2 separate regions of the Homo sapiens genome follow, and region 2 is linked to region 1. Evidence: chromatin loops called from intact Hi-C (ENCODE). Cell type or tissue: MCF 10A. All regions are shown on one strand. Each heading gives the region's core, and the rest is flanking DNA. Links, peaks and the distances in the headings are about the cores only.

Region 1 (14,990 bases), core at 2,707-10,706:
CTTAGGCTGGTCTTGAACTCCTGATTCACTTTTTTTCTTTTTTGGAGACAGTGTGGCTCTGTCGCCCAGGCTGGAGTGCTGTGGTGGGATCTTGGCTCACTACAACTTCTGCCTCCCGGGTTCAAGTGATTCTCCTGCCTCAGCTTCCTGAGTAGCTGGGACTACAGATGTATGCCACCACACCCGGCTAACTTTTTGTATTTTTAGTAGAGATGGGGTTTCACCATGTTAGTCAGGATGGTCTCTATCTCCTGACCTCATGATCTGCCCACTTCGGCCTCCCAATGTGCTGGGATTACAGGCATGAGCCACCGCGCCTGGCCAGTTTTTTCTAAGTAGTACTTTTTAAATGTTGAATATAGATAATTGTTGCTAACGTGCATATCAAAAACTGCCAATCAGGACACATAAAACAAGACATCTTTTAAAGCAGCTGGGCTACCTTTGGTGTCTAGGTGGAGAGCCTGGCTTCACTTAACCTGTTGTGAAATTGTCATTCTTACTCTTTCTGTGGCTGCAGAGCTAGCCTTCCTGGTTTAGGAAACTGCATCATTCAAGGGTGGGAGTTAATTCTCTACCCCACTGCTCTTTGGAGCTACTTTGCCTCTGCACTTCTTACTTTCCTTATTAGAACTGGATTTTTTTTTTCTCCTTACCTTCCCACCTCTCACTTTTCACTCCTTTCACTTTTTCTTTTTAAGTTTCCCATTGTTTTTCTTACATATGAAAACCCACAGAGGTACAACTAGGATTCTGAAAAATAGTATCACCCTTTGCCAAATAGGTAATAAGGACAACCGGGAAGAAGAGAGGTGAAGCCCACTAAGTCCTTTAATGTGAGGCAGCTTATCTGCAGGTGAGAGTGTCGGACTTTAGCTGACCTTGAGAAACACACATGGGGCAGACACTCAACACATCATGCCATCATCTTCCACTAATAGTTTAAGAAAATGATAATCATTTATTTAACAAGGTTTTTATTTGTTTGTTTCTAAAGCATCTACTATGTACTTGGTAACCATGGGGAGCTTCATGGAGATACAAAGATGAGTAATTGCCAGTGTCTGACACTAGGGAAGACTTGAATGACTGCAAGAAAAAATCACACAACTGGGTTGGTCAAAAACAGCAGAGTAGAGAATATGATTTGTCAAAAATTAGCATGAGTCATTCACTGTGTTAAAATCTAGGAATTCAAAATATACTCAAAACAAACAAAACTCATTGGCCACTTTTAGAAAATGCTAGGAAACCAACTAACTATTCTGAAAATTGGTAAACAAAGGAAAAAAATCAAATGTGTATCCTTTGCTATATAACCTGTATTTCAGGGTAAAAAAATCATTGATGAGACAAAGATTATCTCTGAATGTGGATCAAATAAATGAAGAACTGGAGTATCACCATTCCGCAACTCCTAATGAAAAATAGGAGGCCATTTGTCTCTGGACTGAAGGATACATACCACCACACATATGGTGTTCTTGATAAAAAAGTTCAAACCTGAATTGGATCAAGCCTCTTACTCAACTCCAATTTAAGAATATACAGGAGATACAGGAATGTTTAAATGATACTACAAGGAAATAATCATTGAAATTCAGACCAGGGAGCACTCTACAGGACAAATGATCCAGCTTTTTCAACAAATAAATTGCAAGGAAAAAAGTAAAGTATGAACCTATATATTAAAAAAGACAATGTACGGACCTTACTTGAATCCTGATTTGAAGAAACCAACTGTAATATAAAGTTTGTCAGGTAATCAAGGAAATTTGAACACCAATTAGAAATTTAATGACATTACAGTTATTGTTAATTTTTTAGGTGCTCTATGGTATATTGCCCTGGTTTTTTAAAAAAGAGCCTTTGTATTTTAGAGCTTCATATTATAATATATATGAATGAAATTATATAATGCCTAGGATTTGCTTTAAAGTAATCTAGTGTTGGTTATGATGGGTAGGAAATACAGATGAAATGAGACTGGCCCAAAGTTGGTAACTGTTGAATCCCCAAGCACATATTACATCAAGTTTCATTCTAATTTTGATTGTTTGAAATCTTCTATAATAAAAAGTGAAAAAAATAAGTCAAACTCCTACTCTCCCCCAAATTAAATAGTTTGAGTGGGATAGGAGAAATGGAGAAGTCAAGGTTGTACAGAGAGGCCAGAGAGGGCTTCCTCCAGGAAGAAGGCATGCTCTCATCAGTGCATGCAAGAAATACCACAAGCCTAGGTACAATGTAAAGCTTAACATGTACATATGTGTCAGGCCAAGGAGCCTGGGCCACAGAGCACAGGTCTCTGTTACGGGCAGTGAGACCTACCTTGAAAGACAAAATAAGGTGGGCCTGGGCTGTCCAGATGAGCAGCCAGGAGTCTCTTTATTGGGTTCATAGGATCATTGGCTTTCTACAATGGGGAGGCACTGTTTACCACAAGCATGGTTAAAAGGAGATGTGGGGAGCCTCAGAAACCAGGTAGTCAGCATTTGCAATATAAACACAACACTAAAGGAGAATGGACAAAATCTGGTTTCTCACTCCAAGTATGAGGATGAAATGAGAGACCAAAGACTGAGGGCATGGAGAAGGGTCTGGCAGAGAAAGGGCAGGTGGGAGGTAGAGCTCCTTCAAGTGACAGATATTGATTGGGCTGAGTCTACCTGTGAGTTTAAAGTATGCATGACACATTTGTAGTGTTCTCTAGCTGCTTAGTTCAAAGACTGTGATGGGGAAAATACTTGTTCTTTTGATGTCTATGAATCAAAGTATAAACTGTGTGCCAAAATAATTTAATGTCTGTGCTTTTTTTCTTAAAATTATTAGTTTCAAAAACTGAAAATCTATGAAATAGCTGAAAAACATGCAAACACTACCTTAAAAGCCAAGCCAAATATTTCTTCTTTAAAAAAATTTAAGAACTGTACAGAAATGTAAATTATATGGATATATTTTTTCCTTTATAACCTAATTTGGGAAACCTCAGAGGTAATCTTTAGAAACCTTTGATAACAAAAAACCAAAAGATATTAATTGCATGTAAAGGGAACTTTCCGAACATAGTTGAATCAGCCTGAGGAAAAAAATACAGAGCAAAACACTTACACTTTAGCATAATTTTACCTAAGTTACATAAGCAATGCAACTTCACTACTGCTGCTGATACAAAATAAAGACGAAATTGTGAACATTTCTAAGTAAGATTTTGTAAAACATTCTTTTGGGGACTCATTGAGAACTAGGTTTTTGAAACTAAGTTTTTAAAAAGAAAAGATCAAACTTAGTTAATTATGCCATCCTGATCCCTTGCTTCAAATTCAGTGTGAAGTATCATGAAATGCTAAGAGTTGACAGTATAAAAATTTTACCTTCATAATGAATAATGCAAGAAACAATTAGAGGACTACAGAAAAAGGACAACACTTCCGGAAGCTGATGTACAACTAGAAAAGAAATTTGAGGTTTGAGTATTTGGTAGGATCACACAAATAATCTGTAGGAGACCATCAAACTAATCTAACTATATGAAAAAATGTTAGAACCCTGAATTAAGAGTTTACCTGAGGCAACTATTTCCCTATGGACAGGGCTGTTTGGACCTGACCCTCACATTTTATTTCTCCATCTCTCTTTTGTTTCACATTAGTTGAATGAAATTATCATTTCCCCAAGGCAGAGTCCTCCTGTGATTTGTTAGGCTGGTTTATAATAATGAGTCCATGTGTAGACGGCAAGAGTGACAGTCTGTTTGCCGATAACTAACTATGTGAGGTTTGAGAAGGCCCAAAATTGGACCCTGGAGAAACAAGTCTGTTCTCTGTTTATACCCACCCTCTTCGGCTGAAATAGGCATGTGTCCGTGCAGAGAAATGGTGCCACAGTGGAAGCTTGGAATTTCCAGAATTAGGAAAAGGACTTCAAAGAATGACAAGATATGCAGAAATAAGGTTTTCAGGTGGAAACCAGTTTAAAAGGAAAAAGAAATGCTTTCCAGATGCTTCTTTTGAGCAGAATCCAGTTATCTTTAACATCTCTCAGAGAAGTCATCAAAAATAAAGAAACAAAAACTCTGCAGTAGAACACTTGGAATTACGTAATTAAAAGAAAAGTACCAACTCCCTAAAATCTTGATTTTAGATACTAAAAAGATGGGTGGCTCATCATTGAGATTTTACCTTAGCTAAGGTATTTTCAGTTCCTTCTAAAAAGGACAGTTTCTGACAAAAGTAACCCACTCTAAATGACATCTGTAGAGGAGAAAATTCACCCTGGGGTGAAGCACACTCCTGTAAGTAATTTACCCTGTGGAACCTTCAGGGCATCCCTTTTAATGGCCACATCAAAATTACTTCTAAAGCCACATACAGAAGCTAAAAGACACTTCTGCCCCCCACTCCATAAGCTGCAGTTTAATTTTACTGACAAATTGAACTTTTAAAATGTTTCCCTGTTTATACTTATCCCTAGGCATTCATAAATGACAAATGTGTGCTTAGGGACAACTACTTTGTTCCACAGGGAAACCTGTATGGCTTTTCTCTCTCATCTATCGGGTTGGATCGTCTTTCCAATCTGATGATCTTGAGGTACAGAAAGTGGGCATGGGCCTGGGATGCAGGCCTAACTGCTACATGGGGGAGATGCAATAAAACATAAAATAGCCCTCCAGTAAATCTCATGCTTCCAAGGCAATTACTTCATGTTAGTCAATATTTCTAATGAGAATTATAACCACAGCAAACAGATCACTGTAGGTATCAATGGCCAAAGAACTTTAACCACTTTCTGAAGGAGGAGAATGTCCCTAAATCCTTACTAGTCTGAAGGGACACTATAGGTACAGATGATATTCAAATTAAATTATGCAGATGCCTGAACATAATTACGAGTTCCCAAAGTGTGAGCATCATGTGTGCTAGGTGAAGATTTCACCACCTCTTCTCAGCATTTAACTACAACAGGAACACGTTCAACCAACAGTTGACTTGAAATAGTAATAGTTTCTTGGTGAAATTAGTTAGCAAACTTATTAGATGAGAAATCAAACGATGACTCGTATCTTATTCGTTTTAACCATCTGAAAGTATGCCAAAAAGAATAAAGTTATTTCTTAAAATTCATCATCACAAAAGGAGAAGCCATCTTTTCACACCTCTTTAAAGAGCAAATCAAATCCAGTACAATTTGTAACATCTGAAGTAATGTTCTTTTATATGATGTACAAAATTTTATTTTGACAAACTATTTTAACAAGGTTTTAATATGTATCAACGAATCTGGGAAGGGATCAATGAAAAGAGAGTCAGTGTATCCATCACTGAACAAAAGTTTCAATACATTAACACGTATTTGCAAACTCAGGGTCGAAGACTTAGAATCTTATCAAGAGATCCCATAAAATCGAATAGCAAATTAAATAAACAGCGAATGAAAAAAAATCTGCCAAATGCTGTTTTTCAATTCACTTACTGTCAAGCCAAAATCTTGTCGCTTTGATGAAAAGAATATATTTTTAAAAAAATTGTTGCTACATCTGCTCTGTGGTCCTATGCAGTAACACATGTTCTCTCTCCCTCACACACACACTCTCTCTCTCCCTGACAGGGATTCCCAGGACACCGGTGGGGCCTCTTTTAGGCCCCTTAAGTGTTAACAGCAAGAGGCCTGGCTGAGACCAGGCGTCTGGGCCGCTTTAAATGCCCTGGCCTTCAGAGGACTGAGGCGAGCACAGCCATAAAACCAGGGGACGTTACCGAACCCCCGAGCGTCTGATGCCCCCCGCCCCCCAACCACACACAACTTCACTCACACAATTAAGGCTGGGAGATGGCATTCCACTTAACTGTCAGACTCGGAGCGGTGGCAGCCCCGCAGCCACAAAGAGATGCCTTAAATGAGAAGAACATGTTTCTACACCGCATTTGTGAAAGTTTGGCTCGGAGCTACGCGCTGATTAATATCAGATCTCCTTCACTCGCCTCGCCACAATCTTGTCACATCTGGCTGACAAATCCCGAGGAACTCCGGCAAAGCCAGGCGGCGGCGGGGCTCCGGGTCTGGGCGGCGGCTCCGGAGGAGCAGCGGGAGACCCCGCAGCGGCCTCCTCCTTCTCCGCCCGCGGCCCCCAGCCTCGCCGCCGCCGCCCGGCTCCCAGCACGGAACCGACGGGGCGCTCCCGAGACGGGCGAGCCACGCGCTCGCAGGTCCCAAGGCCAGGCTGGGCGGGACTGTTAAGGGAGCTCGAAGTCGGGGGCCGGGGGCTTCCCGTCCCGGCGCTTCCCATGCAAACCCCTGAAGGAAGCGGCAGGCGCAGCCGCGGGCTCCGCAGCCCAGGCCCACTTCCTGTCACTCCAGGAAAACCTCGGAGCGGCGGACGCGGCTCGGCCCGGCTTCCAGCCCAGAGCCCAAGCGCCTTAGCCCCGTCCCAGCGCTTTCTGAAAGACGGGCCACCTCGCGCGGAGCCGCGACAAGGACTCCAGGGTCCGCAGTGAAGCTGGTCAAATCTGCCCCGCACACGGTCAACGCTCGGTCTGTGTCCCGGAAGCTTTCGGACCGGACCTGTCTAAATAGCGACTTTCAGTCGTGGGTTTTTTGTTCTTGTGGGTTTGTTTTGTTTTTTGTTGTTGTTGTTGCTCTACAAAAGATTTGTCCCGCAGTGGACGGGAGCCTCCTCACGGCCGCCCGCCCGTCTCCGCAGTTCTCCTCAGTGACCGGAGGCTGCCGCGCGCCCCGTTCTCCAGAGAAACAATCCCCGGAGAGAAAGACGGCCAGTGTGAAATATCAGCTGTTTCACAAATTCTGAGGTAAAAGAAAAAAAAAAAAAGAAGGGGTCGACCCCCACAGGTGGAAACAGCAAGTCCTAACGTCCTGGGCTGAAGCCTGGGGTGCGGGCGGCAGAGAGTGGCGTGTAGGGTACCCGCCGAGTGCCGCCGCCGATTTCCACAGGCTGGCCCGCCGGCACCTCCGACGCGCCCGCAGATCCGGCGCGGAGACCGTTTGCCAGCTCCGGGACGTCGGGCAGGGACGGGTCCCAGAGCCCCAACCCCCCCGCCGCCGCCTCCCGGCCGGAGACCACGGTCCCTCCCGCCGCGCCTCGGGGCCGCGCTGCCGCGCAGGTAGCCAGCTGGCCCTCGGGAGGTGGCCCTCGGGTACCCACGGGAGCCGGAGCCCAGCGGCGTCCCGGGCCGCCTGCTCCGCGCACAGAGAATCCCCGCGCCCGCGGAGGGCGCCGCGCTTACCTCGGCCATCCTGCGACCGCTGCGGTGCCGGGGCTGCCGGCGCGTCTCCCGGGCCCGGGCCGCCCCGCGTCCGCCCCGGCTCGGCGGGCGCCGCCGCATCCACGCTCCGGCCGTCGGGGCGCGACCCGGCGAAGTGGGCGGCTCCCCAAGCGCCCAGGCTGCGCAGCACGATGGCCGCCCCCGCCGCGCACCGCGTGTGCCCGCACGCCCGCCCCCTGCGCCCCGGGGACGCCTCTCCGCCCCTCCCCCTGCCCCTCCGCCCACCGCGCGGTCGCCCCACGCCGCGGGCGCTGCTTCGCCGCCCGGGAGGCCGCCTCCCGCCCCGGGACCGGATAACGCCCTAAATCAGCGCAGCTGAGGCGAGGCCGTGGCCCCCGCAGACCGCGGAGACCTCGCCGGCGGCCGGCGCGGAGGTGTCTGCCCCCGCCGGGCTTGAAGGCACTTGTTGGTAAAAGACACAGACGTGTCGGTGTTTGCCTCTCCCGGGGAAGGGCGAAACGCTCTGAAGTTCTCTGGCGCTCTTCTCAGGAGATGATTCGGCCTCCCCTCCTACCCTGGGGCGCCCTCGGGGTCTCACTGCCGCGGAGGAAGAAGGCAGCGCCGCCCTCGCCTGCAGAAACCTCATTCCCGAGAAAGTGCGGGACGAGCGTCTTGGGATGTGGAAGAAGGGGGTCGCCAGGAGGTTTTCTTAAGAACTCAAAACAAGCGCCCCCCACCGCACACGCACACACACACACACACACACACACACCCCTTCCCTTGGGTGGTCTGAAGAGTCAAAGTCCCAGCTTGACCACTTTCCCAGGACAAATGGCTTTGCTCTCTGGGCCTCAGTGGCTTCAGTTGTAAAATGGGATTAAGTTTTTCGCGTCTTATTGGATGCTAGGGACGGAATGAAATGAAGTGCCCTGGAGAAGCCAACTGGAGGTGGTGGCCCCGAGAGTAGACGCGGAGGGGCTGAGGCCGCAGGATCCTGGAGCCCAGGAGCTGACGGAGATCGCCCACAGCTGCTGCAGCAGCGCCCGGGTTTCTGCTGCCCCGGGGCAGGGCAAGCCTCTCCCAACCTCTTCAGCTCCTTAAAAGGAGTCTGTAAAGGCTAGACTGGGGGGGCGGCGGGGGTCCTGCTTCCTCTTCCCTCAGTTTCTTCCACCTGCCTTGCTGCTGGTGGGGATCCTTGAAAAGGAAACAAAGCTCTTCCTTCCCTCTCTGAGAGGAAAAGGAAGATGAAGTGAGTTGCCCTCAGCCACCCAGAGTGTGCCTGGTTGTGGCTATGGAAGGCACAGGCAGGTGGAAGGCTTCTGAAGGGAAGAGAAGGGAAAGGAGGGAACAAGGTGTACGAGGAAGAATGTGTGGGTGTCTGGGCGTCCTGGCGTCCTGGGGTCCAGCGGGTCCTTCTGCCTCTCCTGGGGTGGACACACAGGTGAGTGTCCTGGGCCTGATGTGTGGCGCCTTTCCTTGTAGGCTTGAAGTCTCCTGGCCTCACGTGATGGACCTTGCCGTGGGAGGAGATTCTTTTTTTTTTTTTTCACGTGGCTAACTTCTTGATGTAGCTTTGCTAGATTCATTCCGCATCTAAACTGCTTACCTCTCATTCCTCCGTGCCCCCGTATTGAGGCCTTTCTTCTAACACCTCCTTCTCTGTTTGTTGTAACACAGTGCATCTTTGAAGGACTTTCTGGAATGTCACCACATCTCAGAAACCTTCCCTGATCCACCAAGCCTCCACTCGATGTGCTTTTGCCCTGTTGTGACCCCCAGGCACTTTTTTCTGCCTCTTTCATCGTGCCAGTAGCATTGTGTAGCCTAGTTGTGATGTGTGCTTGTCTTAATTCCTTTGGTGGTTACTCATCTTAGTGGCTTCTGTGCTATGAGATACGGTAGCAGATAAACCTCTGGTTTTGCAGTCATAGTGACCCAGGGATAGCTCATTCCTAGCAACTGGAAACTGGCTGAGGAAGTCAGCCTTCTTGGCCCCTCTTTTCTTCTCTATAAAAGCAGATATGAAAGCCTGTCTCAGGCCAGATTGGTAGGACTAAATAAAATAGTCTCTGTTCTGCAAACCCTCTCCCCCTTTCCTTTCTGCTGCATCTAAAACCAATTTCTGGATTAACTTAAATTTGTTACCTACAATAATATTGTAACCAAGAGAGATCCTTGATGACAATATTACTGAATGCCACCTATGCCTATTATAAATACACCACAATGTCTATGTCCCAGGCGGTGGCCCACTTCAATAACTTTAATCTGTCCAATTGAAAGTTTTGGTCATTATCTTTATATTAATTGCAACTAAATTATATGTGTTTTAGTAAAACTTTCTGCTAGCAACAAATATCAGAATCAACTGTGTAACTCTATTCCTGGCTACAAACACAAGAAGGATTCTGGCAGTACATAATTTGAAAACATGAAAACAAGCTGCCTCTTCCAACATGTACTGTTGGGATCGACAGATACATTTTTTTCAAATGTGACAATTTGGACCGACATATAGGGAATCAGTAGGTCGAGATAAAAATTACTAATTAATCTTTTGCAGTTTCATTTTAAATCATGTACCTGATAGTACCATGTGACCTCTGACATCAGTCCTCAAATTTATTTCTCAGGTCTGATGGGCTTCTCTGCCATTCCCTGGAAATGTTAAGTAGAAACAGGAACAGAGAAACCACCTGTGCCTGTAGACAGGAGTGTGGTACTGGCTGGGTAAAGACTACCCAGACCATCTTCCTGTTTTCCTGCTGGTTACCAGTGGGGTCTGGTATGGCCTTTCCCTCCTCTAGACCTCACCTTTTTCATCTGGCAAATGAGAGCATCTCTGAGAGCCCATCCTGCTCTTGCAAAGTCCTCACGTTTTGCTTCTATGTTTCAACCTTGCCATTTTCTTTTGTGGCAAGTTCTTTGTCTTGGCAAGTGATAAAAACAGATTGTCTTCCCTAACTTTACATTATCAAGTACTAAAAGAAACTTTATTAAAATTGGAAAGATTGAGAAGATACAAAATAATGAAATCTTTGTGACCTGATGATAAGGAGGTAAGAATCAGCTCTTCTGAGATGCAGGGCTTGATTAGGTTGCTGTGTCTCTGACTGAGGCATTTCCCAGAGTGAATGTGTTGTCACTCTCCATCCTGAGAATCAATGACAAATGCTGAGGGGCTGGGCAGGCTGAGTCAGGGGGAAGTGGGGAGGTGGGGGGCCATGTGAACCCAGAGCCAGTGCCTGTCTGAAGTGGGCAGTAGTTAACTCTACTTGTCATCAGCCAGGAATGTGGGCTCAGTTTTGCCAGATTTCTTGCGTTTTCAAGAGAAACTGTAAATGTTCTGATGTTTAAAAGTTGGCAACCAATTCAAATTTTTGATAAATACAGTATGAGTCAAAGAAAATGTTTGCGAGCTGAATCTGGCCAATGTGCTATTCATTTCCACACTCTGCTATATAGTGATGTCTTCTTGAGGCCTGGGATTGTAGCACATAATAGACGTGCAATAAATATTTGTAGTGTGAACATCACTCCTGATGGAGAACAGCTTATAACTTCCCTAAGTTTTAAATGGAATTCTCGAAAAACACACTGAGATTAGACACAACCTTTTGTGTTGGATCTGAAGTCCGCAAATGGGCAGGTAAACCTTTCTAATATTTACACCCTAGAAGACCCCCTCTGGTTGTCAATAAATAATTCTGTTAAATACAGAATAGCCTCTTCTTAGGAAACTAAATCTCACAAGCAGTTTTTCCCCAGTGGGGACAGATGAGCTTGAAAAAAATTTTAAAGAATATTTTTAATCATGGAAATCGTATTAGAAAAAAAAGCACCTTTTAGCTGTAGAGGTTTGGGCACTAACAGTGGGAACATCATGATACTACAGCAGGTCAGGCAAGCAGGTAATCTGCCTAAGGAGGTAGCCGCCTCTCACTTGAGCCCACCAGTGGCCTGGAGGAGGAGCCAGCCCTGGGGCTGTTGGCAGAAAGACAGGGTGAGGGCCAAAGGGTCAGGGCAGGCCTTTTGAAATAGCAGGGTGGGCAGAGAGCAGTGGCCCTGTCGGCCTTCTGTGGTGTCCTCTCCTGAGTCCTCCACATTCCTCTGAGGTGTCAGGAAACAGCAGGAGGCAAGAGTCACATTTGTGCCGTCACCTCCCGGCCCAGAGACATACACCTGGTGGCGGCAGGTCTGGGCACATCTGCAGCTTGGCTCGGTGTTAGAGCCTGACTAAGCAGCACTTGGGCCAAACTGGCCCCCCCACGCAGCTGTCTGCTGGGGGACAGGCTGGCCTACCACAAACCTGGCACAGGTGTCACAATTTCCCCTCTTCAGCTCCAGGGCTGCTCCCTTTTGAGGGAGAGGACATGAGGCCATCCCAAATGTGGCCCAGGGTTTTGGTGGCAAAAGATTGTTCCTGTTCCTCAATTTCTCACACAAGGCCTGGGGTTGAAGGGAGCAAAATACCCTGCAGGTCGTGCTACACAGAGGCGAATGCACTGTGCCTGGCATTTTGGGTTTTGCCAAAGATTGCCAGATCTCAAGGGGGTGGTGGGAGTTGGTGTCAGCGAGGAAGTGATAAATACAATAGTAAATTCCAAAGTGAAAACAAACCCAGGCCTGATTCGTAATTACTGCTTGCCTGAATGTGGCTGCCAGTGATGCAACTTGTGAGCCTCAGTGGCATCTTCTGCAACCAGAAAATTCTCATTTCTGAAACAGACGAAGGCTTATAATGATTTTTTCAAGTGGAATGCTTGGAGCAAATATTGAAAGTTTGGCTACCATTGTTTTGGTATGTCTGGGGTGTGTGAAGTTAGCTTCTCATTTAGGCTGTTGTCCATGGCCTTTAAACAGTCAGCAACAGTCACAAGAAGGCAATGGCTTGCCTTCCAGACAACTCATTCTTTCATCACCAAGGCAGTGGGAAGAAAATACCACAGGTTAACTTATCCCTGGACACTTTGTTTAGTAATAAGCTTGTCCAATCTAAGTTCTGTGGGCCACATGTGGTCCAGGAGAGCTTTGAATGCAGCCCAACATTCAAAGTTTAAATTCTTAAACTTTCTTAAAACATTACGAGTTTTTTTGTTTTTTGTTTTGTTTTGGTTTTTGCTCATCAGCTATCATTAGTGTTAGTGTATTTGATGTGTGGCCCAAGACAATTCTTCTTCCAATGTGGTCCAGGGAAGCCAAAAGATTGGACATCCCTGATTTAGTACTACACATGTGGAAGAAATACTTAGTTGGTGAAAATCCCTTAAACTAGGCACTTTACAGATTGAGTTGGTGAATTTGGGGCGAGTTTCATGAGGACAGGACAGGTCCTGCTTGGATGGGTTTTGGGAGGCTGGTGAACATATATCAGAAAACTTTTAAAGTTCATTATGCCTTGGAACATGGTGTCTTCTGCAGATTTAATGATCCATTATCCAAGGTGAAGGAGGATATATTTGGTTAGGTCATATTGCTTTCGGAAACTGAGGATAAAAGGGTTAGGGAAGATGGGCTATAGGACAAATTTTGAATCATTCTCACTCACTGATATCAAATGGTAAAAACATTTTTAGGGGGATAATTTTTGTATATTCTTAAGGGAAGAGAGAACTCTGCAAAAAAAATTTGAGTTACCCATTTTGTTGTTTTTGAAAAAGTAAAACCACTTTAAATGTCTGACTTAGAAATTTTATAGAAAACAGATTCCCCTTTATAGAGTTTATGTCTGATATTGAATAAAAAAATTAATTAGCAATCCAGGCTGTGCATGAAAAAAGATTATAGCAGGCAGTATGATGTGTGACTGGCCTCTTCACCCTTCCTTTCATTCCTTCTCCGCAGTGTAGCAGCTATGTTCTCTGGGTAATCAACCCCAGTCCCAGAGGTGATTGGCTCAGGTGACCCATGCCTAAACCAATCAGCACCAAGGTATTTTCCTGGGCACAGGAATTGGTTCCAGGTCGTCCAATCAGCTTAAAACTCAGAACTTTTGTTTGATGGGCATGAAATGCCGAGTTCTTTTTTTCCCATAGGGGGTGAAGAAGGATAACATGTAATCCCTGTTGTTCCTGGCATCTTGTGAATAATAAAGGGAAATCGGGCTGGGAATAGAGCTGACATGTGGAGATGAGAGCTCAGAGAATTGTAGAGAAATTCAGCTGGAGCTCTGATTCACGCCTGAAGCCTTTGGGCTTCATGGATCTGTGAAAAATTAAATCACTTTTGTCACTTAAGCCAGTTTGAGATTTTTTTTTTTTATTTTTAAGAGAAAGCTTCTCAACTGATATAGAAACTTACCTTCAGTTTTACTGGAAGATTATTCTGGATGAAGGAAGGATAAGTGACATACCAACTGTTCTCTGTCATAACAGTCTTTGTTCATTATTTGCATTTTTAGATGACATTGGTGATGGAGGATTAGGAGAGAACCTCCTGACACAGACCTTCAATCCACAAACGCTGGGTCAAGTGAAGAGATTTTTCCAATCAAAGTACATTGATGCTGTAATCATTAGTTTTTTCCTTACTATTAAGTAAAATATTTTCCAGAAATGCACTGACCACATACTTTGATTTTTTAATAACATTTTCTTCATTGGATTATGAAATTTAGGAGGTTAGGGACTGTGTTTTTTTGTTTTTTTTTTCCAAGACAGAGTCTTGCTCTGTCACCCAGGCTGGAGTGCAGTGGTGCGATCTGGGCTCACTGCAACCTCTGCATCCCAGGTTCAAGTAATTCTGCCTCAGCCTCTGGAGTAGCTGGTATTACAGGCGCCCAGCACCACACCCGGCCAATTTTTGTGTTTTTAGTATAGATGGGGTTTCACCATGTTGGCCAGGCTGGTCTTGAACTCCTGACCTCATGATCTGCCCACCTCGGTCTCCCAGAGTGCTGGGTGCTGGGATTACAGGCATAAGCCACCGCGCCCGGCCTTTTTTTTTGAGACAGAGTCTTGCTCTGTCACCCAGGCTGGAGTGCAGTGGTGTGATCTTGGTTTACTGCAACCTCTGCCTCCTGGGTTCAAGCGATTCTCATGCCTCAGCCTCCCACGTAGCTGAGATTACAGGTGTGTGCCACCACACTCAGCTAATTTTTGTGTTTTTAGTAGAAGTGGGGTTTCACCCTGTTGCCCAGGCTGGTCTTTAACTCCTGGCCTCAAGTGATCTGCCTGCCTCGGCCTCCCAAAGTGCTGGGATTATAGGCATGAGCCACCGCACCCGGCCCAGGACTGCTGATTTTTGCTATATCTAGCACAGTGCTCTTCTGTACACTGTAGGTGCTTCTTAAATGTGGGCTTTACCTATACATTTATAAATGAAGAGATTTAAACACATATTCCTGACTTGTAGCTCCTTAAAAGTACCTTCTTGTAAATGGCATAATAGAAGACTTCTAAAAATGTAATTGGTAACTGTGCTTGGAAATCTACTTTGTCAAACTGTGGCTTCTACACCTTGTCTCCAACACCAAATCAGTTTTGATACTGATGTTTCCCAGAGGTGTGGCTTTTAATCCTCAAATTACAGCACAGGTTTTAACAGGCCAGTTTTGTCTGTCACCAGGAGTTTAGTAATTAACAAAATGCTCCATCTCTAATGGTTTATCAAAAGGCCAGTAAGCAAGTAAGAGACATTATACAGGAAACAGACTTGGTATGCTCATTGAGAGAATTCATTTAAGGAGCACTCCAATTACATGCTATGTTTAATTTGAGCCCAGTTGCTGAAGCTCAAGGTAAGACTTGCAAAGGGAGGTCTGAAGCA
Region 2 (14,990 bases), core at 3,001-11,000, 160 kb after region 1:
GTATGCTACTGTATTGAATATTGTAGGCAATTATAACATAATGGTAAGTATTCGTGTATCTAAACATAAATAAGGTACACTAAAAATACAGTATTAGGCCTTGGTGCAGTGACTTATACCTATAATCCCAGTGCTTTGGGAGGCAAGGCAGGAGGATCTTTTGAGGCCAGGAATTTGAGACCAGCCTGGGAAACATAGTGAAACTCCATCTCTGCAAAAATATTTTTAAAAATTAGCTGAGTATGGTGGCTTGCACCTGTAATCCTAGCTACTTATTGAGAGGTAAGGTGGGCAGATAGCTGTAGCCCAGGAGTTGGAGGCTGCAGCGAGCTATGATCGCATCACTGCATTCCAGCCTGAGTAACAGAGTGAGATCTTGTCTCTAAAAACAAACAAGCAGCAAAGAAACAAAAACAGTATTAAAATCTTATGGGACCACTATTGCATATGTGGCCCGTTATTAACCAAAATGTTGTTTTGTCATGATTGTATTCGGAGTAAAAGGAGTGGTTAAGGAATAGTCTACTCAGCTCATCCCCATGTACCATTTCTGAGTAGTAGGCCTTATTCCAAGCTTGGGGGCACCCTTTATAGTCAATCATATTTCTCTGTCTTCTCAGTATCTCTTCCACATGTACTCGCAGTCCATAATGACTCTGTCAGTGCAGAAGCAGAAGGAGATGCCCTTGGATCTCTTCCGTCCCATCTCTTGCTGTCAGCCCTTTTACCCCTCATCTTTTTCCTGGGCCCTGGCCCTGGCTATGCATTGTCAGTCTGTGGATTAGCCCTTTGGAGTGGGTTTTCCTGTTTTGTCCAGACCCGTTGCTGGAGACAGGGTAAAGGGAGCCTCAGATCCGGCTGGTGGGATGGAAAAAGGCCATTATGGTCATCTGGTCTCCAGGTGGATTACCTAAAATATATCAGATATCTTGTGCTGTTGGCATATCTCCTGTGTTTTATTATCCTGAGGAGTGTCTGTCTTCTTCTAAGACTTGGGTAATATTATGAGCATCTTGTTCAATTATCTTAGCCTGGAGGGGGTGGGCTCTAGGAAGAAAATGGAGGAGGGAAAAAAATTACAAAAATATTTTTTAAATTTAAGCAAATAATGTTGGATGTATCAATTAGAATTTTATGATCCCTAATTCTTTGTTTTTAAAGGTACACAAATAAATAAATAAAAGTGCAAAGGAGCTGAATGAAGTTATGTTATAGCTCTTGCCTTTTTTCATTCTATCTGGGCGGCCTCATTAATTTGGTATAAACCCTCTGTATGCCACGATTTGCTTAATAGTTTCCTATGGTGCACCAAGTTCTATAAAATCAATTTTTAGGCAGCAAAGTGGAAATAAGACACTTCAAAGAGATACATCTGATATATTGGATATAAATTCTAGGAATTTGTTAAATATGTACTAGAGACATGAAAATAAAGTTGAAGTACCCTTAGAAGGATTGGCTAAAAAATAGTTACTAATATGATCAAAAGTAGAGGAATCAGAAAGACATCAAAACTTACCCCAAATCTCCAAAAGCGTGGGTTGTGCCCTGAACAAGATGCCTACTCAAGGAAGCACACTTAGACTTCACTCCCTAGGTTAAATGCCTGTGGGAATCTCATGTCACATGTGAACTAGAATAGATCATACAACTGTAAATTTTAGAAAAATGTGTCGTTAAGGGAATCGATGCTTTGGCTTTTATGCAAACAGCTTCTTCAGGGCCCTCCAGCAAGTCGGGACCGAGATTGGGTGGCACCTGGTACTTCTCTCCTACACACTTTATCTGGGTCTTGTGAAGAACAGAAAAACAAGAGCTGGACCTTGGACTCTGAGACTGCATAGCCAAAGTACCCAGTTTAGAGAGTTAAGAAATTTCAGGTATTCAGGGAAACTCGAGTGTTTCAGTCCATTCAACCAAATTATTTGCAAGAGCCTGAACATCCAAACTTCCAGAACCACTTAAAATTAGACCCCATATTGGGAAATCAAGAAAATGTAAGACAGAAATCAAAGGGTCAAGATTGTATAAAAGATAAACTCACAAATCCCAGGAGACAACCCTACCAATGTCCTTCAAAGGTAGAGAAGAGTCTCAAATTATTTTCCTGAAACTGAAGAACTTGGAAAATGAGTTGGGGCCAGGTCTGGAACATCCAGCATTTGCTACCTTAGGGCGGGCATGCTCCCCTCCTGGGGGGATGTGTGAGGGCCACACTTTCCTGGAAGTGAGCTGCAGAGAGAAGAGGAGATGGGGGTCCTTTTCCCCACAATCAGAAGGAAGTATGAGAGGAAAACGCAGGTTCCCAGGATCACATTCAAGTGGAGATGAGGGGGCTGGAGGGAACTAACACCAGCTGGACACAATTTTCTATATAGAAATCAGGTGAGGTCATCCCACAAGTGTCAGTCGGGGGAAGGGCAAAAGCAGAATGGAAAACAGGAGAGGACGGGTTGTTTTTGAAGTTTTGAGCCTTAAATGTATTGCACGGGGGTGGCCAGGATTAGGTGATTGGTGATTTGTTTTGTTTTTAAACAGAAGTGATGGACCTGCAAAGGAGAAAATTCAGGGCATTTGTGCATTGTCATTGATTTAAGCATTATTATTTAATTCCTCTTTTAAAACTTTCTGCTAGATGTAGTCAAAAGCTATGAACTTAATGTAGTTTCTTCATGCATATAGAAAAGTGCACATATTTTAAGACTAGGACTCAATGGACTCACAGAATTAACCCTCGTGTGCACACAGACTGAGAATTCAAATATTAGCGGCACCCATGGCTTCATCGTGACCCGTTCCTGTCAGGACTGCCTCTCCTAAGGGTAAACAGTATCCTGATTTCTAACAGCTTACATCAGTTTTGCCCAAAACGAAATGAACTTTGAAGTCAGTCCCTTCCTGCTCTGCAAACCCATGGGTAAGATTTTTAAGTCATTCAGTGGCTTCTCAAAAATTGTTTTGTGTGTGGGCAGTTTGTCAGGTTCTGTACTAGTTTCGTGGGCGGGGGGGGGGGGTGTGTGTGTACAGAAGCGGGCAAGGTAAACTTTGTCTTCCAGAAGCTTGACCAAAATGAGCTGGCAGAGCACGAGGAGGCTGGGTGCGGAGTGTGTGCGTCGGCACCCTGAAAGTCCTCCATCACTTCAGCTGCACTGGCTCTCCTTCCCCAGAGGGAGTGGGCAGGAAAGGGTCAGGAGTCAGGCAAAGCCACAAGGATGGAACAGTGCCAGTGAGTCTAACACAGGCTTACTAAGCCAAATTTTCCAGCTCAGGGTCTGGTAGTGAGGAGAATAAAGCCATCCGTCACTACAGTGAAATAAAGATCACATTAAGGCACAAAGTAATCCAGTCTCCAAATACACACCATGTAATACTAAATGAATAGTCTTGCATTTCTCTGGTCAGGGAAAAGCACTTGAAGGAGTCAGAGGCAGGGACTCACTAGACTCCAGCCACTTCTCTAGACTCCTGCTTTTCCTAAGACCACATGGGACACTTTATGGAAAGCTGCCCATGTGTTTCAAATGTGAGCTTCTATAGAATAAAAACCTTCATCTCTACTGACTTGGCTCCCAGCACAAGGCCAGACACTCTTAGGTGCTTAATAAATGTGTGTCAAATAAATGAAGCAATGAATGAAACCTAGTGTGCTTTAGAGCAAGGAATAGTCAAGTGCACCCAGGTCCTGGTTCTCTCCAGGCCAATGTGCGGGCTTCTGTAGCCACAGCCTGTGAGGCGAGTCAATCACATTTTGTTGCGTAACACTTCATCTTTCCGAGCTCTGTCTCCTCATCCCTGACTTGGTCACGCATATCTCAAAGAGTGGCCATGAGAGTGCACCGTGGGCCTGGCACGTTCTGTGCACACTGTGAATTCTTTCCCCTCGCATATCCAGGGGCCTCCTATGGCCTGGGCTGTGGAAGGTGGCTGCAGGCCACTAGTTCTGTGCTTCATGGGTTGGGGCATATTCTATTCCTTGGACAAAATCTGGCAAAATCAGGCTCAGAACTTTATACCCACCAGGGCCAAAGTGATGATGATATCAGCCTCTAAAGTTTACCAGCAGAGATGCTAACCCAGAAGAGAAAAAATGCCATCCCCATGGCCAAGGGAAAGACATAGCTGGTACTCAGCTATTTTCCATCCAGTCAATTTATCGAACTCAGGAGCTGTTGGCTGTGCATGTTCACTATTCATGTAACGAAGGTGTGTTAAGTAGAAAAACTGCATCCTGGGTCTCTGTGAGACTGATGGGGACTTGTCACCTACAGCCTTGCTACTAACTGTGGTCCCAGACCAGCAACACTGTCATCACCTTGGAGCTTGGTAGAAATGCAGAGGCTCAGGCCTTGGGCCCTCGTGCAGACCCAGGGAAACAGAACCTGCATTCTAACCGGTGCCCCAGGGGATCCACGTGCACATTAAAGATTGTAAAGCACTGCTTTAGAGAGCGATGGAATCACCCTGGACAGTGTGCATTTTAAAGCTCCGCTGTTTTACTTTCAGGTCCCTCACTGCCCCCTATAGACCGTAATCCTAACAGTAATAGACTAACTAAAATACAAATCAACTCAGGGATAGACACTGTCTAAACTTTTCTTGTATGATTAGAGGCACACATAACACAAGGGGGAGATTCCTGAAATACCAGATGCTAAGTACATTGCTGCTACATTTGCAAATGCAGCAGCATCTTACACTAAAAGGGAACCACAATTTCTTTTCACAAGGACAACTGAAAAGAGAAATATAAAGTCAATCTGGGGATTTATTTTTTTTCTATGACTCATAGAAAAATGGGTAGAAAAAGCACACTTTTTAGTGGCCCAGCAAGCATTTTGGCCTTAAAATTAAATGTGTCATTCTTTCTGGATTTTCTTAGAATAATTTAGTAAAATACAATTCTGTAACTATTGCCTCTGAGTCTTGATGACTGGTGTCTTCAATGCATTCATTTAGCATATTTTGTAAAAAGAATTTGACATTTTTTCTCAAAGGGGAATGGGGACAATGGGCACAGTTAAAGCATTAGTACCAGTTGGTGACTGGAGTAGACAGGTAGAGGAGTTTAAGCAAGCTTAGACCGGTGGGATCTAGGGCAACAATCTCCCATGGCCAATGAAGGCCAGAGATTTCTATGTAACCCTGACCAGTGACCAGGAAAGGATCAAGCCATAGGTAATAATGCTACTAATTAAACGTCTCGTGCATTTAACGGCGCTTCCTTAGGTCCTACAACACCTGTGAGGACATTGTTATCAATCTCATAGTGCTCTTAAGGGGCCAGGGCTCCCACAAGATCAGGGACAAGGCCACATTAGATGGGAACTTCCTATCTTTTGTGACAGCTGCTGTGGACACCTGGCCAGATGTCCCCACGAGAAGACCCTATTTCCTGTGCTCCCTCCGCTGCTGACCATCACGGCAGGATTCCCAGCTGTTAGTGCAACCTCTGGCTGCAGAGAAAACACACCGTTCCTTGGAGGTCAGTACTAGCAGGACCACTGCTCACTTCCCCCTGAATGCACAACATGACAATGACCTCTCACATTTTCTTGGCCCTTAACACCACCTACTTTTACCACCACTCCTCTTTAATCATCACCCCCAACTTCATGTTAAATCTGATACATTATTTTAGGTGCTTGTCTGCTCTATTCATGGTTATTTATTTATTCATTAACTGAATATTTATGTTTTTTGAGCCGCTCTAGGACTCCAGCTATTCTCTGGTATTGGGAGGTTGCAGTAAATAAAGCAGATTAATTCTCTTGCCCTTCTAAAGCTGCGTTGTCCAACACAGTAGCACTAGCCACGTGTGGCTATTTAATTTTAATTAATTAAAATTAAATTCAAAATGAAAGCATCCATTGTCAACTTTTCAGTGATTGATAGCCACAGTTGGGTAGTGGTTGCCAATATTGGACAGCACAGATAGAGAACATGTCCATCATCATAGAAAGTTCAACTGGGCAGTGCTGCTTAATAGTGCTTTCACTCACTCTGGTAGTGGGAGATAAATGACAATCTAAAACATATATATGTATGTGTATATATATACATATATACTAAAATATCAGGTAGATAAAGTGCCATGGAAGGGAATAAAGTGAGTAGAGGGAATAGATAGAAAATGATGGCATTGTGTGCTTTTTGTTGTTTTTGTTGATTTTTAGAGACAGAGTCTCTCTCCGTTGCCCAGGCTGGAGTGCAATCATAGCTCACTCCTGCCTTGAACTCCCGGGCTCAAGTGATCCTCCTGCCTTGGCCTCCCAAAGTGCTGGGATTACAGGTGTGAGCCACTTCGCCCAGCCGGGGACTGCTATTGTAACCATTGACTCTAGTGGTCACTTCCTTTTTCTCCGAATTCCTCCTCTGGTAGCATGATACCATTTTCTATGTGTTCTTCTACCTATATGGCTGATGCCATAGGGATGGGACAGCTCTTCTTGAGATTCTTCCAGTAAGAACTGAAAATTTCTGTGGCAACATTTTTGCATGCCACACCATTAAAATGAGCTGTTGTGTCAAGACTCAAGATGCTAGTGTGCTTTTTTAAAAGTTAGAAGTAAACGACATGAAACTAACCACTATAGACTCACAGTTCAGAAAGGCTTACCTCTGTCGCTTCTCAACACCACCACAAGGTGGCAGCAGGGGTTTATGAACGCCATCTGCGTCGCTCGGCTAATTCCTCATCCCCAACACAAACTTTTATGCATCTCTTTAGTAGAAGTGAAAAATAAATCCTCCAGGGTAAAATATGGAAATGTAAAATGGCACCTATGTAATTAACAAAGGCTAATTGGAATTACAGCATGGCCCAGAATTCTAACTGAATGTTTGTTGATAGGTTCCGGAAAAGCAGAGTCAAGCATTGTAGATAACTATGACATGCATTAATTCCCTTTTGCCTTTACTATTGAGATGCATAGCAGTTGTGCAGTGTGCTCTTTACCCCATCCTTTTTTTTTTTTTTTTTTTTTTGAGACAGAGTCTCGCTCTGTCACCCAGGCTGGAGTGCAGTGGTGCCATCTCGGCTCACTGCAACCTCTGCCCTGGGTTCAAGTGATTCTCGTGCCTCAGCCTCCCAAGAAGCTAGGTTTACAGGCAAGTGCCACCACACCCACACACCCAACTAATTGTGTGTGTGTGTGTTTTTTTTTGAGACGGAGTCTCGCTCTGTCGCCCAGGCTGGAGTGCAGTGGCGCGATCTCGGCTCACTGCAAGCTCCGCCTCCCAGGTTCACGCCATTCTCCTCAAGGCTGAGGGTTCACACCTCAGCCTCCCAAGTAGCTGGGACTACAGGCGTTCGCCAACACTCCTGGCTAATTTTTGTATTTTTAGTAGAGACGGGGTTTCACCTTGTTAGCCAGGATGGTCTCAATCTCCTGACCTCGTGAATCGCCTGCCTCGGCCTCCCAAAGTGCTGGGTTGCAGGCGTGAGCCACCGCGCCCGGCCTCATCCAAGTAATTATATTTTTTAGTAGAGACAGCGTTTCTCTATTTGGCCAGGGTGGTCTCGAACTCCTGGCCTCAAGTGGCCTGCCTCGGCCTCCCAAAGTGTTGGGACTACAGGCGGGAGCCGCTATGCCCGGCCCCATCCTCATTTTTAAACAAATAAAAATACTTCAGATTTTTCCTCTACATTTTAAAATGAAAAGTCTTTCTGGCCTTTTCTTAACTGTCAATTGATTTTCCCTCAGCTTCTTGTAAAACAATAAGCAAAGAAAATCTGTACGTTTGTTCCCAGTTGTGATCTTGTGAGTTCAAGGCAAATTGCCATGTTCAACATCTGGGATTCATCATGTCTGCTGTTACCTCATCGGTGGGCACACATCTTTCCCAGATGTGGAAAAAAAAAACAAAAAAACACCTATGAAGTTACAAGGAAAGCAAAAACAGTATCTGTGCTTTCAGCTTTCTGCTGCAGCCAGGTATGTGAGGGAATTCAACTGAGAGAAATAATGCTTCTAGATCTGGTTTATCTAAATACTTGGCACACTGCACAACTGCTATGCAGTTAGTGGGCCAAAGCCCCACCCTTTCATGCACAAGTAACCCAGGAGGCCTCCTAAGAAGAAAGTTTGGGTAAGAGATTTTTTTTTTTCAGGAAAAAAAGAGAGAGAGAAAGCTAGACGTAGAGAGGTCATGGTTAAGCTAACATTTTAAGGTTAATAGAAGGCATCAGTATTTGAACTTGGCTCTCCGAGGTCTGCCAGGCACTGCAATCTGGAGCGTGTATTAGGCTACAGGTTGATGAGTTGTTGTTGTTGTTTTTGTTTGTTTTTTGTGTTTTTTTTTTTTTGAGACAGGTCTCACTCTGTTGCCCAGGCTGGAGTGCAGTAGTGCAATCTCAGCTCACTGCAAACTCCACCTCCCAGGTTCAAGTGATTCTCCCACCTCAGCCTCTGAGTAGCTGGGACTACAGGTGTGCACCACCACGCCCGGCTAATTTTTTGTATTTTTGGTAGAGACGGGGTTTTGCCCTGTTGCCCAGGCTAGTCTCCAACTCGTGGCCTCAAGTGATCCACCCGCATTGGCTTCCCAAAGTGCACTGGGATTACAGGTGTGAGCCATTGCGCCTGGCCAGTGAATTTTTTAATGACATTAAATTCAATTCAAGGCAAGTGGAAGACACAAATCCCATATCCATGTTTCTTTGCCTCGTTTCTCCTCCTCCCGCCTTTTTTTTTTTTTTTTTTTTTTTTTTACAAGATGCTTCTCTAATGACTGTGTATCATGGGAGCAATGAAAACTGCATTTTACATACATATATATAGTATTTAGAATTGTTCAAATTCTTTGATGCACTAATTTTACATCTCAGAGTGGAGTCCATCCTAAGGAAAGTCCATTCCTAAATATAGAAAGAAAACTTTAATATGGAAAAAGATGTTTAATGTGGCATTATTTAAATCAGGAAAAATATGGGGGGTGGGAACCTTTACATGTGTATTAATGGAAAATAATCAAATATAATTTGATATATCTACAATGGTTTAAGTTGTCATTAAAATGTTGTGTGTGAAGACTAGACAATATAGGAAATGCTCAGTTAACTAAGAGAACAAAGAAAATACAGTATGCATAGTCATGTCACTGTTATGCTTAAATTTTACAGGAAAAATACTCTACAAGAAAAATATACCAAAATATTAAGAGTGATTGTTTCAAATATGATTCCAAAGGTAGTTTTTCCATCCTTTTATTTTTTGATGATTTCCAAATTTCCTCTAAATGTTATTGTATAATAGAAAATATATACTTATGAAAATATTTTGAATTTCAAACAGTTTCACAATTCTTTTATCTCAAAACTTGTTTTTAAATTCTCGTCACTCCATCTTTGCCCCCGTGTCTTAAAACCAACACTCTGCACCCTAGTCTCCCCCTGGTTCATTTGCTGTTTCAGAAAAAAGGTACTGGGCCCATTCTGGTCTCTGCCTGAGGGTTCTCATATGGAGCAGGAGGTGGTCTGAGTAGAAGGAGGTGATGAGGTGGCCCTAGTGGATGTGCTCTGACCATGGCTCATTCTAGTCATGCCGTGGCTTCCATAAAGTGTTTAATTATTGATGCTGATAGAGAATATAAATTCAAATATATTTTAGGTCAGTGGTAATCACTCATTGAGTAAAAATTAGATGAATAATTTCCAAAAGCAAAGAGGAAGAAAAAGCAAAGAAAATCTGAGTAATAGATAGATAATAATGATAGAAGAAAGAACTATGGCTGGGCATGATGGCTTATGCCTATAATCCCAACATTTTGGGAGGCCAAGGCAGGAGAATCACTCGGGCCCAGGAGTTTGAGACCAGCCTGGGCAACATAGTGAGACCCCATTGTACAAAAAAAAAAAAAAAAATCAGCTTGGTGTGGTGGCATGTGCCTGTGGTCCCAGCTACCTGGGAGGGAGAGGTGGGAGGATCACGTGAGCCCAGGTTGTGACTTCAGTGAGCCATGATTGTGCTATTGCACTCCAGAGCCTGGGTAACAGAGCAAGACCCTGTCTCAAAACAACAACACAACAACAACAACAACAACAACAAAAACCCAAAAAAAACCCAAAAAGGAACTATGTAGAAGAAAAATAATAACATACCACACAATGACAATTTTTCTTTTTGTAATAAATATAAATGCTTAAATCTCTCTAGGAAACGGCAAAGACATATTTTGGTCCAGAAACAAAATTAAATTTTACTCTGTTTATAGCAGCACGTGTCTACAACAAAATGAAAGGCCAAAAGACCAATTAAGACATAAGAAGCACATATACACAAAAAGTAAGGATACAAATATGGGTATGTGGCAAAGTAAAATAGAAGGCAAAAAGCTGTAAGTAGGACAAAATATGTTTTTTTCTACAGATAAAAGAAAAAATCGACAAGGAAGATATGACAATAATAAATACCTATAAACAGAATACCATAGCACTGAAATGTTTAGAACAAAAGTCCCAAATATAAGACGCAACAGACATAATCACAATTGTAGCAAGAGATTGTAGAGTAGAATATAGTACCTCTCTTTGACGAATAAAGTAGAAAAATATGTAATCCCAGCACTTTGGGAGGCCGAGGCGGGCGGATCACGAGGTCAGGAGATCGAGACCATCCTGGCTAACATGGTGAAACTCCGTCTCTACTAAAAATACAAAAAATTAGCTGGGCACGGTGGCGGGCGCCTGTAGTCCCAGCTACTCGGGAGGCTGAGGCAGGAGAATGGTGTGAACCCAGGAGGCAGAGCTTGCAGTGAACCGAGATAGCGCAACTGCACTCCAGCCTGGGCGAAAGAGCGAGACTCCATCTCAAAAAAAAAAAAAAAAAAAAAAAAAGAAAAATATTGGAACACAGAGCATTTGAACATGCTCATACCTGATTTATGAGATATATGATGGGATATTTTGAACATTAATAAGCATGCTTCCCTCCCCTTCTAACCCCTACCCAGAATTCTTCTGCCCCCCAACAATGCCCCCCAGATAGATATGAGTCACTTGCTACAGAACCAGACACAAGGAATGCAAATACTCATTAGACTCAAAAGCTGGCCTGGAGGTGAGTCAAAGGCCACAAGAAAAAGAGCATAGGCCAGGAGCAGTGGTTCACGCCTGTAATCCCAGCACTTTGGGAAGCTGAGGTGGGCTGATTGCCTCAGCTCCGGAAAACCCCGTCTCTACTAAAATACAAAAAAAAAATTAGCTGGGCATGGTGGTGCATGCCTGTAGTCTCAGCTACTTGGGAGGCTGAGGCAGGAGAATCACCTGAACCCAGGAGGTGGAGGTTGCAGTGAGCCAAGTTTGTGCCACCTCATTCCAGCCTGGGCGACAGAGCGAGACTCCATCTCCAAAAAAAAGAAAAGAAAAAAAGAAAAAGAGCTTAAGAGAACACTGAAACCTCTGCCAGAACATGGGCCATCTGGCAGAGTGCCAGAGACAACCACAGTGTCCCTCTTGTCATTGACTTGTGAAGACCACCAAATGCCCAAAAATCCTTCAGTTCAGAGGGATGTGTGTCAGTGCCTCAGGACACTTCCCAGTCCCCATCAATTTCATTCCATATGTAGACAAATCTGTCAAACAGTCCAGGACACTTGTATACACTTGTACCCCCCTTCCCTAAACAGAGGAGCTGTGGGCCCTTAGTGATTGAAGGGTGATGGTGACGTGAAGGGGAAAGCCTTGAGCTGGCCAAGGGGGCTCTAGCTAGCATGAGTTGGAAATCTTCCTCTGAGCTAGAAGCTGTGTAGAATACACACTCTTGTTACAGATGAACTAAAAAACTGTACATTAGAAACACAAAATGAACAGTATTTCAAACCTCTATGATATGTGTTTACAATGAAACATGACAGGCTATGTTTAAAAAAAACCTTTCAAGACATGTTATTTGACGATAGTATCACAAGTCTAGAATTTAACATAGAATAAATTTTAAAAAATCAAACCACCTAGAAAAGGTTTTTTTTTTTTTTTTTTTTTTTTTAAACAGAGTCTCACTCTGTCGCCCAGGCTAGAGGGCAGTGGCACCATCTTGGCTCACTGCAACCACCACCTCCTGAGTTCAAGTGATTCTCCTGCCTCTGCCTCCAGAGTAGCTGGGACTACAGGCATGCACCACCATGACCAGCTAATTTTTTTAATTTTTTTTATTTTTGAGACTGAGTCTCACTCTGTCGCCCAGGCTGGAGTGCAGTGGTGCGATCTTGGCGCACTGCAAGCTCCGCCTCCCAGGTTCATGCCATTCTCCTGCCTCAGCCTCCCGAGTAGCTGGGATTACAGGTGCCCGCCACCACGCCTGGCTAATTTTTTGTACTTTTTAGTAGAGATGGGGTTTCACCGTGTTAGCCAGGATGGTCTCGCTCTCCTGACCTCGTGATCTGCCTGCCTCGGCTTCCCAACGTGCTGGGATTATAGGCGTGAGCCACCATGCCCAGCCTAGAAAAGCTTTTTAAAAAATTATCCTGAATAACATTTGGATCAAAGAGGAACTCAAAACTGTAATGACAAGTTTTATTTAGAAAATAGGAGATCCATATCATTCATGAAAACAAGGTATGAAACCAAAGCCATACTCAGGAGGAAAATTTATAGTTTTATAAAAATAAATAAAAGACATGAGATTAAGGATACCCAAATACACTTTAATGGGCATTTGTTGTTGCTTATATATATTATTTTTATATATATTCTCTAATATATATTATATATTCTCTAACATGGTATATATTAAAGAATGTATATATTATATATATATAATATATGATATAATATATATATATATAAAATTTGGCTGCCTAACCTCTGAAGCTTCCTCCTATAGTAGGGAAATCTGCCATGGAGTGAATCCACCAATCAGATGCTGCCCTTGCTACTATGCAGCTGGAGTGACTGCCTGAAAGGGCAGCCTTCATTCTGGTAGCCATGGCCAGGGCTCAGTGGCAGAGCCAGCATATCCCAATCAAGCTGTTCCTGGACACCCTGTGGATCTCAGTGCTCAGATTCCTAATTCCTGCTCATCCCCTCCACCTTGTTCCCTACACCCCTCCTGTGAATCTCCAGGCTGCCTGACATCCTTCTCCAATACATATTTTCCAGCTTATGTTAGCTAGAGTCAGTTTCTATTGTTAAAACCCTCAAACTCTCACTAGTCTTCTGAACAAAAGTGAAGGAAGGAATGTGTAAGAATAATGAAAGAAAAATCAATGAGAGAGAAAAATCTGTAGCAATGATGAGTACCTTCAAAAATATTTTGAAAGACCAATAAAATCAGCAAACCTCCAATAAATCTATTCACTGAAAAAATTAAGACAAATCACAAAAACTTTTACAAAGGAGAAAATGTATATGAAAGATTCTGAAGTTTAAAAAGTATGATCTTCAACTCTATACTTGATTAATGAAGGAGATAAATTACCAAAATCAACTGAAGTGAGAAACTTGAATGTACTAACGACTGTGGAGGAAATGCCAATAAACTGTTTGAAAAAAAAGCACCCCCCTCCTCCCAAAGGGCACAGAGCCGGATTGGTCTAGGGGGAGGTACCATAGAACCGGTGCTATTTAAACCTCTCTGGAGCATGGAGAAAGAGGAAGCTGAGCAGCCCTGAATAGCCTAGGACAAGAGAGACCTGCCAATCCTGGACTCCAGCTGCAGCTGGCTCTCTGCCTTATGTAGTGGTTGGCCTGCGGTGAAGCCCACTGTTGAGAGGCATTTGAACTGTTGTATGGACAGGTCATCTTGCTACGCCATTCTGACCCAGCTGTCACCACCCTCACACTTTTTAGTTATCTATCAGTGGCTGGTGTCAGGCAGGTAAGCCCACAACACTCACCCAAGTCATGCTCATTAACCCTCTGACTGGCTGCCCTTATCCCACGATCTCCACTAAGTTCAAGCATTTTTTCCCCAGTATCAGAGGAGGAACACTGTTTATTCCAGTCTACATGCTTCAAGTAGAAGTGAGGAAACCAAGGCCCAGAGAGGTGTGTACTTACTTGCCCAGTCCTCACTAGGATGAAGTCAGGGTTAGGACTAGCCCCGACTGGGCGCTGGGAGCTAACAGCTAGGGGAGGAACTGCATGACTTTTGTCCTGGAGAAATGTTATGGCAGGTGGACACCAGGGCACAGGCATATACCCGAAGTGTCCAGGGCAGACAGGGACTGCTCGTCACCCCAGATGGGACCTGCTAAGGGCCCAAAAAGAGACTGAAGGTGGGAAATGTTTTTGTTTTTCAGTGTGAAGCGTTGCCAAACATATATTCTAGGTTTGGGAATCCTCGGGACCTTTGGAAGCCAGATTCAGCGAAGATGCTGTACCTTTTGGGGATAGCTCTAACACGAGGTTAACGCAATGCTCCATGTCCCTGGCTGGGCTTAGCTGTGAGTGCGTCGACCTCTGGACTCTGTGCAAATGGACACTCTGTAACTGACACAGCTGGTAGGGGTTACCGAGAGAGCTGGGTTCCTGGTCTGGTGGACTCCGCCGGATATGCAACGAGCTCTTTATGGCACCTTGGAGATGGTTGCTTTTAGTGCCGTTGACAGCGGGCTCAGAGCACCAAGTGAGCTAGCACCGTATTTATTAGTAAATTACTCCATAACTCTAGGGCTCCCAGAAGACCAAAATCATTTGAGCAGATTGCACCCAGAGCACCGCGTGGAGAGAGAAGAAAGCCCGCCACCCACAGACCGCTTCCTCCTACCACAGGTCCCCCATCGAGTTGCATTTGTTGTCCCTCCCTAGGCGCATTTCTGAGCCTTCCTTTCTTAAACATACACCGAGCGAAAATGCGCCGGAGGGAGGCGATGTTGCCTGTGAGCCAAAGCCGGTTCGGCACCAAGACAGAAGCAGAGAGAACTGATCTCTCTCCCGGTACCCATGACAATCTCAGAGCTAGATCTATATCGTCCCGCGCCCAGCAAGAAGCACTGTGTGACTGTACTCCCCCGACCCCCAGGACATCCCCACGCCCAGCTTCCCAGGCCGG

The links. Peaks named below come from ENCODE experiments on the same cell type or tissue, not always from the same donor. Only the 100,000 strongest peaks of a DNase experiment are listed, where the experiment ranks them.
Region 2: it touches region 1 in a loop (11-fold over the local background); 2 of 110 quality-filtered maps call a loop at or near these places.

The regions. Positions count from the first base shown.
Region 1 is chr15:83,277,286-83,292,275 of GRCh38, forward strand. It overlaps BNC1 (basonuclin zinc finger protein 1), which reads right to left and starts at 7,379. Exons shown (of 5, transcript NM_001717.4): 1 at 7,245-7,379. The coding sequence starts at 7,343. BNC1-AS1 (BNC1 antisense RNA 1) reads left to right here and starts at 6,727. Exons shown (of 3, transcript XR_932542.3): 1 at 6,727-6,809. RefSeq lists enhancers at 6,770-7,270, 8,040-8,540. In MCF 10A, for the core only: no CTCF peak of the experiment used is centred there; DNase peaks (open chromatin) are centred at 5,656, 7,596, 9,046, 10,526 and 1 weaker place.
Region 2 is chr15:83,432,230-83,447,219 of GRCh38, forward strand. No RefSeq gene overlaps it. Among named protein-coding and RNA genes, the nearest start is that of SH3GL3, 7.6 kb to the right of the region's middle. RefSeq lists an enhancer at 14,808-14,967. In MCF 10A, for the core only: CTCF peaks have their summits at 4,530 (motif pointing left) and 6,619 (motif pointing right); DNase peaks (open chromatin) are centred at 4,492 and 6,642.